3 separate regions of the Mus musculus genome follow, and all the other regions are linked to region 1. A link is a loop called in an ENCODE intact Hi-C map of the cell type or tissue named here. Cell type or tissue: left cerebral cortex. All regions are shown on one strand. Region 1 overlaps Pin1 (protein (peptidyl-prolyl cis/trans isomerase) NIMA-interacting 1). Region 2 overlaps Gm39299 (a long non-coding RNA gene). Region 3 holds the start of Olfm2 (olfactomedin 2).

Region 1 (2,500 bases):
CAGGTCACCTCTGACCCCCTGAGCCTGGGGGCCTCCCCATCCCCACTGCCCTTCTGAAGTCAATTCCTCCAGAAGGAGCCTGGCTAGGACAGCCCCGAATAGGGGCAAACAGGGAGCGGGATGCTCAGAGCCCCTCCCAGTCATTTTAGGAACAATAAATACTGTGTGACAGTAGCAGGAAGGGCATCCGTGGGCTGTGTGGCAGCCAGAGCAGGCTGGCCAGGTGCCTGCCCTCATTCTGTGCGCAGGATGATATGGATGCCCGAGTCCGTGAACACGGGCCCACTCATCTCCCCTGTCCGTAGAGCAAACGACGCATCCTCAAATGGTTTCTGCATCTGACCTGTGAAACAGCAGACAGTGGAGGTCAGGCACAGGCTGCACAGCAGATGGGGCTCCTGCCTGCATTCAGTCTCAAGCATATTCATCATGGGTTTTATAGCCCTGTCACTGTGCAGTGATGAGCTGTGGCCCAGCTGAGAGCCACAGGCCCATTAAGGAGGCCCCGGGAAGCCCAAAGACAGCGTGGGATAGTAGGCAGAGCTGTGCTGTACATTTAGACACACTGCATGATGAACTCTGGATTCCTGGCTGAACATTATCTATCCTGCAGGGAGGTGGCCAGGGCTGACAGCAGAGGCTTGCTACCTGACTCCAAGGCAGGGGCCCACACCTCACACTTCCAGCTCACGCCAAAGAGATGAAGGAGAGAAGATGGGGGAGGAAGAAGGAATCTACTTTCCTCTGCCCTTGGCAGATAGGTCTGAGCTCTGGATTGTTTCCCTTGTCCATTTTCCCAAAAAACCTGCCAAAGGGGCAAAGGAGCTGGAATGCTCAGGGGCCCGTCCCTATAGCTCTACCAGAGATGCCAGTGACAAACCAGAATCACCTTAATGGGCCTGTGAGGGGGACAATGATCCTGGGAGGAAAGACACTAAGGAGGTTTTATATCCCTTTTGCAGTACAAAAAACCCAGGCCAGGAAGCCTGAGGGCTATGCTGCCACCTGGTGGACAGGAAGGCCTGTGCTCCGGAGCTGCCCTCCTCAGGGCCTTCCGCCCAGAACACTGAGGGAAAGTGCTGAGTGTGGTGGTGCCCACTCTTGCCCACCTCTGCTGAAGGGACCCAGGTCTCCCCTGGCTTTGGCAGAGCTGCAATCACTGAACTGTGAGGCCAGAGATTCAAAGTCTTCCTCTCCTGACTTAATCTTCTGGATATAGCCTGTAGGGATACAAGGGGAGAGCCGCGCATCAGACACATAGAGGCCAGACAGGATGCAGGAAGAACTGGACACACCTAGGAGCTAGGCCAGACCTGCCCGACCTGTGCACCCAGTTCCCTACAAGGTTATGCTGATCGCACCCACAACACCTCCCATACCCTCAGGCCCAAGCAACCACACCCTTATCCTGTGCTCTTATTATGTGCACCCATGAAGACAGTCCTCCCATGTGCATGTCCCAACGGTGCAAACCAGTCGCCCATCCTCACGTGCCTATGACCATAGCACGATCTGAATAGCCAGGACAGTCATCCACGGTGCACAGGAATTGAAGCACCCATACACGCAGTGACCTCTTCTCAGGCCTGGACACAGAGCTGAAACCTCACAGCAGATGACTGCCCACCCCTACTCCTGGGGCAATGTCAAGGCTCTGGAGACCTGCAGCCAGCTAGCATGCAGCCAAGCTCTTCACTGGAGCTGGTGACCTCTTCAGCTGTGGGCAGTAGGAGTCTCCACCTGCGCAACACGGAGGCACAGCAGAGTACTCGCTGGGGCACTGAGGTTGTAAGGACTGTGTGTGAGTGCCTGTACAATGGTCCCATAGGCAAGGTTCCACACTGTATTGGCAGAGCTCAGGAGACATTAAAGCGGCTCTACTGGGTTGTGACTCTCCTGCGGGGTCAGGAAGCCAGGGCTGCTGGAAAGAAGGTGAATAGTGACTGAAGCAAAGCCTCAAAACAACAATAACAAAAATCACTTGTCACACGGCCTGACTATCTGGGTTCTATCCCTGGGACCTACAAGAATCGAAGAATCAACTTCTGCAAGTTGTATCCTCTGACCTTCATACACTCTTACCAACCCCTCACCTAAACAAATAAAAACAAAGTCAGACAAACAACAAAACAGTTGAAAGGACCCAGGCTCAGGGGAGTGAGAGCACAGTACCACGTATGCGGATGCATGTGAGCCTGTGCTATGCACTCTCAGACATGTGCAAGGTGGGGAGACTACCAGGCACCTGGTCTAGGTAGCACCTGAGGTGGGTAAGAAAGCCCTAGACACAGACACAAGACAGCCCATCCTGTCCCCATCTTCTGACTAACTTGCAGCCATGGCACACAGAGACTCCCAGGGCAGCCACCCTGACCTGAGCAGCTCTCTCTCAGTTTTCCCAGATGGCCTGGACAGGACTCTGTCCTTTTATCTCCGAGACATAGCCTCCTATGCAGCTCAGGCTACTCTTGAATCCTCAAACTTCCTGCTTAGCTCCTGG
Region 2 (2,500 bases), 82 kb before region 1:
CCCAGGGGAGTTTGTGTGTGTGTATGCGTGTTCAAATGTGAGTGAATTGGGGTGTGACTGGGAGAGGGTGTGTGTACGTGTGAGAGAGTGTGTGAGTGACAGTGGGGGCAGGGTGACCCGAGGACCAGTGTGATGACAGATAGGAGTTGTGGGTCTGTCTGTGACTGGCTGTGTGACCCGGCATGAGGACCTGAGAATCTCTGTGGTGTGTTTGTCCGGCTCCCGCTATATGTCAATAACGGGGTGTGACAATTGTCCTCATGGCTGTGCCCAGATGCCTGGGTTGTCCAAAACTCGAGTGACAGTCAGGTGTGTGGCCATGTGAGGGCACTCTGTGCCTTTGGTTGAATACATCACTCTAAAACGGGGTGTTCAGGGTGACAGGCTGTGTGTGCAAACGTGACATCCAGGCCCTGTGTGTATAGGCTCTATGCATACCCCATTCCTGGTGTGGCAGATGCAGGTGCCTCCCTGTGGTACTCCGTCTCTTGGGTAAGCTAGAAAAGCTATGCAAAATGTGGAGGGTCCAATCTATCTTCTACTATTGAGAAACCTCATTCCTCCTCCATCTTGGGGGTGGGAATACCCTCAGATCTCATGTGTGTGTGTGTGGGAGGGGGGCGTTAGGAAGCTGCTATCAATAAAACAGTAACATAATAGCAAACATTGTAGAAAGGCTAATGGTCACGCTTGTATTACAAGCACAGCAGGAGCTAAGGTGCTTAAGCCTCCGGGTGTCCTATCTATGGATGGTAGGGCGTCAGGGTTACCCTCATTTAAGAGATAGGGAAACTGAGGCACAGAAAAGTTAGGTCACATGCTTAAGCCCAGACAGCCCAGGAGTAGTAGCACGGACAAGATAGAACACAGGCAGGTCGCTCCTGAACTTAGCATTTGTGAAATGATCCACTCCAGTGTCTACACTGCCTGGGTCGACGTGACTAGGCGGGGTTTCTAGGTAGAAACTCACTAAAATAAGGGTCTGGACACCTTTCCTCTTCTGATTAAGATAAGAGGGCAATCAGCTGTAGTTACACCCCACTCTCGCGTGCTGGTAGAGACAGGTCCGGGTAGGATTTCTACAAGGAGACGATGTGGGGTTCCTTGCGCTCGGTCCATCTCAGCACAAACACGCAGGGTGGGGAAGGTGCAGCCGGTTGCACACAGTGAGCACTCAGTATGCAAGCCCAAAGGAACTAGGCACACCACGTGTGAAGGAGACAAAAAGAGAAAAACATACCTAAAAAATGGCTGGCAAAAAATGAACCAGGAGGGAAAGCGACTTTAGTTTCTGAGAGTAATTGAGTCACCCTTAGGTTTCCAGTTCCAAGGCCAGTTTGCAGAGAAACCCCAGGAATGGAGGGAAGGGGCTTGGGGCGGGGCCGATTGGGGATGGAGCTACTTGGAGAGCAAGGGAAGGACCACCTGCCAGAGCGTGCTGGGGCTGAAGCGGGGACATCTGAATCCCGACTCTTGGGGGGCAGCAGTCACTGGCTGCACTGCTTCAGGTGGCCACTAGGGGGCACCACGTGATGGCTGAAAAAAAAATAGTGGTTAACCAAGGTCTGCCTCCACAGGGGGAAGGAGAGGAGGAGGGCAAAAGAGGACAGGGAGGAGAAGAGAGAGGGGCGGGGTTCTGAGGAAAGCGGCTCTGCCCCTCTCATTTCTCTGTCTAGTCCCAGACACCTCTCCGCAGTCCCAACAGAACCCTGAACAGAACCCTTCTTGAGAAATCATTTCCTCAGCCGTTCACATCACCAGATTTGATGAAGCAGTGAGGCCCAGCCCTCCTGGAGCTGACCTTCAGGTGCAGCAGACAGATGAAACCACAAAAATGAATACACCGGCTCCAAGAGCTGAATCCATATATAATCCTGTGCAAATAGGAAGAAAAAAATCACAAGTAGAAGCTAGTCATGGTGGCCCACACCTGTAACCCAGGGTGTGTGTGTGTGTGTGGAGGGATGGGATCAGGAATTCAAGGTCATTCTCCATCACATTGTGAGTTCAAGGCCAGCTTCCCCCCGCCCCATAAAGGAGATTAATACTGGACAATGAGGGTGGGGATCTGGAGCAGTGGCTCAGAGGTCAGGAGGGCCTGGTGTTTGTTCTAGTTTGCTTTCTGTGCTGTGCTACAGAACTGACAAGGAGGAGAGGGTTGTTTGTCTTACACTTCAGGTGTCGGTCCATCATTGATGGGGCTCAGGCCAGAGCTCATTCTCTCAGGGGACCCAGAGCTTACACTCAAGCAGGGACCTCTGAGGACACTCAGCCAGCTTTCTTATACAGCCCTGGCCCACCTGACTACAGATGGCGCTGCCCACACTGGGCCAGGCCTCCCTACCTCAGTCAAGACCACTTCTCCCAGGCATGGCTGGTCCCTCGACCGAGGGGGCCTTTTCTCAAGTTGACAATAAAAAAATAACCAGGACCCTGTTCTTACAGAGGACTGGAGTCCGATTCCCGGCAGCCACACAGAGCGGATAACAACCACCGATAA
Region 3 (2,500 bases), 65 kb before region 1:
CCAATATCTAACCCAGAAATCAGATGTGGCATGCCTGCACTGCATTTCAGGGGAGGCTGAGACAGGCTCTCTGGGGCCGGTCTGACCAGCTTAGCCAAATCAGGGAGCCCCAAGTACAGTGAGAGACCTTGTCAAAAATTTAGGTGCAGGCGGGTTTGGTAGCCCATGCCTTTAGTCTGAGCCAGAGCTACACAGAGAGACTGTGTCTCAAAACTAACTTACTAAAAAGACTAAATAAAATCAATTAACTAATAAAACAAGGCAGAGAGGGGCACCGAGGAAGACAGTCCATGTATACCTCTGGCCTCCTCACTCAGGCACACAGGTCTTGCACAATCTACTCTTCCTTAGTCTCCACCCACCCCCTTCTGATACCTATTTGTACTTTCCTTCTTTTGTTTCCTATGTCACTCAAATTTCTTTTTACACTTATTTAAAGTGCTAACGTGGTGGGATGGGTGGCCGTATGGCCACAGCCTTCAAGTGGAGGTCAGAGGACACTTTGGGGGACACTTTCCTCTTCAGAGATCCAGCTCAGGTTACCAGGCTCTGTGGTAAGCACTTTTACACACTCAGCCATTGCTTCCCCCCACCCCCAGACCTCCCCAGCCCTTCCTCAAGTCCTGTCTGTCTCCATAACGCGGTGTTCTTGAGTTGAGCGGCAGGCTACCTCTGGCTTCTTACACATACCTGACCCATCAGGCCCCCAGAACCACTTTACAGATGAGGAAACTGAGACAGACCGGAACAACTATTGCTGGAGGTCAGGTAGGGGCTGAACCTGCTTCTCAGTGGAGTTCAGACAGTTCAGGACCCCCAGCACTTCGAGGTTGGGAGCTTCCGGCTCCGTAAGCGGCCAGCGAGGTAAAGGCCTGAGTCATCGCCGCCTCCAGACGGCGGCGGCCGCCGGCCGAGGGCGACGGCGGCGGCGGCGGCGGCGGGAGGTGATGCGGGGACGCCAGGAGGGGGCGAGAGTGCGAAACCGAAGAGAGGCGACCGCGCGGGTGCTCCTCGCCCGGCCCTGCCGCCTGCTGCGTTTTCCAGCCTCCCTCACCAGGGCACCAGCCCAGTGCAGGTCCCTGGGGGCTGGAGGAGACCCGAGGTCTTAGTTCCCCGCCTCCCACCCCAAGTTCAAGTTGTGAGTCAAACCGTGCGTTGGGACCTGTCTGCAAAAAGAACTGTCTGGGTTCACGACAGTCCCGGGTGGCACCGCCGCCCTCGGATGCGCAGGGGAAAGCATCTCGCTTCCCAGGTCACCCACACTCCAGAGTCTGTACCGGCCACCCTGGGCTTTCCTGGTCTGGAATCCACAGAGGGATCCCCTTCAGAATGATCTGGGGACCAGGAAAGCCAGGAGAAAAGAGTCTCGGAGCTCGGGAGAGCACCGAAGTCCGTCCCGCACTGCTCTCTGTGCGTTGCGGGCTCGGGACCGGGCTCTGCACCCGACCGATCAGGTGGGTGGAGACACCCGACCTCCACCCCCTGTCAGTTTTGGGTGGAAGGTGTGGGCTGGATTTTTTCGCCCTGAAACGTAGGGGTTTTGGAGAGGGGGTGTTGCGTGCTGGGGAGCCCTGGGATCACCACTAAGCTACCGAGGGGACTCGAGCGAGGATGGAGGATTTGGCTGGGGGGGCGGGGCCGGGGATGCCGCGGCGGCGGGGATGGGGGGAGGTGGCGAGGGTGTTGCTGGCAGGGGATGTCCCCACTTCTGCAGGTGGGAGAAGGTCCGCCAGAGGCTCTGCGGGGAAGTGGGGGTCGGAGTGGGTGCACTCCCATTCTCCCCCCAGCCCTGCTGGCTCTAGGGCCGGAGCCGTGACGTCACGGCGGCTGGAAGTGCCCGGCGGTGGCGCGGGAGGGGGTGGCCGAGCCGGCGCCTTATAAAGCTGAGCCCGCGAGGCGCGCGGAGCCGCAGCCGAGCGCGTCCCCAGTGTCACCCCATCCCACCGGCCACCGCCCCCTTGGACCTGGTCATCTCGCCATCGGGATCCCCCACCCCTCCACCCCACTGGGGTGGGTAAGCGACAGCTTGAGTGCCGAGCAAAAGGGACTGAACACCTGCTTTTTTGGGGTGGTGGCGCGGGGCATGAGGCGAGGGGCGCGATGTCGGTGCCGCTGCTCAAGATCGGGGCGGTGCTGAGCACCATGGCCATGGTCACTAACTGGATGTCGCAGACGCTGCCCTCGCTCGTGGGACTCAACAGCACCGTGTCCCGTGCGGGCTCTTCGGAGAAAATCGTGAGTGGCCAGCCGGCTGGGGGGCGCTCCGGCTTGGGGGGGCGTGGTGCCCGCAGACCCCACGGCAGCTCCTGGGAAAGGGACCCTCACAGCCCCAAAGTGACAGAATCTCGGGTTCAGGCGGGAATGTCATCTCGAGGGGACGTGGTCTCTTGGGGGTCCCGGGCTGGACCCCGAGGCACAAGGGAGCCCCGCGCCCGGCATAGCTCTGGGTTTGATGATTGCATTTGCTGGGCTAGAGTCCTCTCTGAGGGGACCTGCTAGT

Evidence for each region. Peaks named below come from ENCODE experiments on the same cell type or tissue, not always from the same donor. Only the 100,000 strongest peaks of a DNase experiment are listed, where the experiment ranks them.
Region 2: it touches region 1 in a loop (5-fold over the local background); 6 of 42 quality-filtered maps call a loop at or near these places.
Region 3: it touches region 1 in a loop (7-fold over the local background); 20 of 42 quality-filtered maps call a loop at or near these places.

The regions. Positions count from the first base shown.
Region 1 is chr9:20,661,018-20,663,517 of GRCm38, reverse strand. Pin1 (protein (peptidyl-prolyl cis/trans isomerase) NIMA-interacting 1) reads right to left here. Exons shown (of 4, transcript NM_023371.4): 3 at 1,110-1,220; 4 at 1-343. The coding sequence ends at 234. Among named protein-coding and RNA genes, the nearest start is that of Pin1, 10 kb to the right of the region's middle. In left cerebral cortex, a CTCF peak has its summit at 1,003 (motif pointing left); DNase peaks (open chromatin) are centred at 379, 719 and 997; H3K27ac peaks cover 1,328 bases.
Region 2 is chr9:20,743,146-20,745,645 of GRCm38, reverse strand. Gm39299 (a long non-coding RNA gene) reads right to left here. Exons shown (of 4, transcript XR_003948292.1): 3 at 1,802-1,874; 4 at 1-1,536. It also overlaps a transcript of Olfm2 not described here. Among named protein-coding and RNA genes, the nearest start is that of Gm35860, 15 kb to the left of the region's middle. In left cerebral cortex, a CTCF peak has its summit at 1,512 (motif pointing right); DNase peaks (open chromatin) are centred at 207, 1,190 and 1,501; H3K4me3 peaks cover 534 bases.
Region 3 is chr9:20,726,381-20,728,880 of GRCm38, reverse strand. It overlaps Olfm2 (olfactomedin 2), which reads left to right and starts at 1,878. Exons shown (of 6, transcript NM_001357635.1): 1 at 1,878-2,235. The coding sequence starts at 2,101. Gm39299 (a long non-coding RNA gene) reads right to left here and starts at 1,232. Exons shown (of 4, transcript XR_003948292.1): 1 at 691-1,232. In left cerebral cortex, a CTCF peak has its summit at 982 (motif pointing right); DNase peaks (open chromatin) are centred at 1,001, 1,224 and 1,803; H3K4me3 peaks cover 1,775 bases; H3K27ac peaks cover 1,806 bases.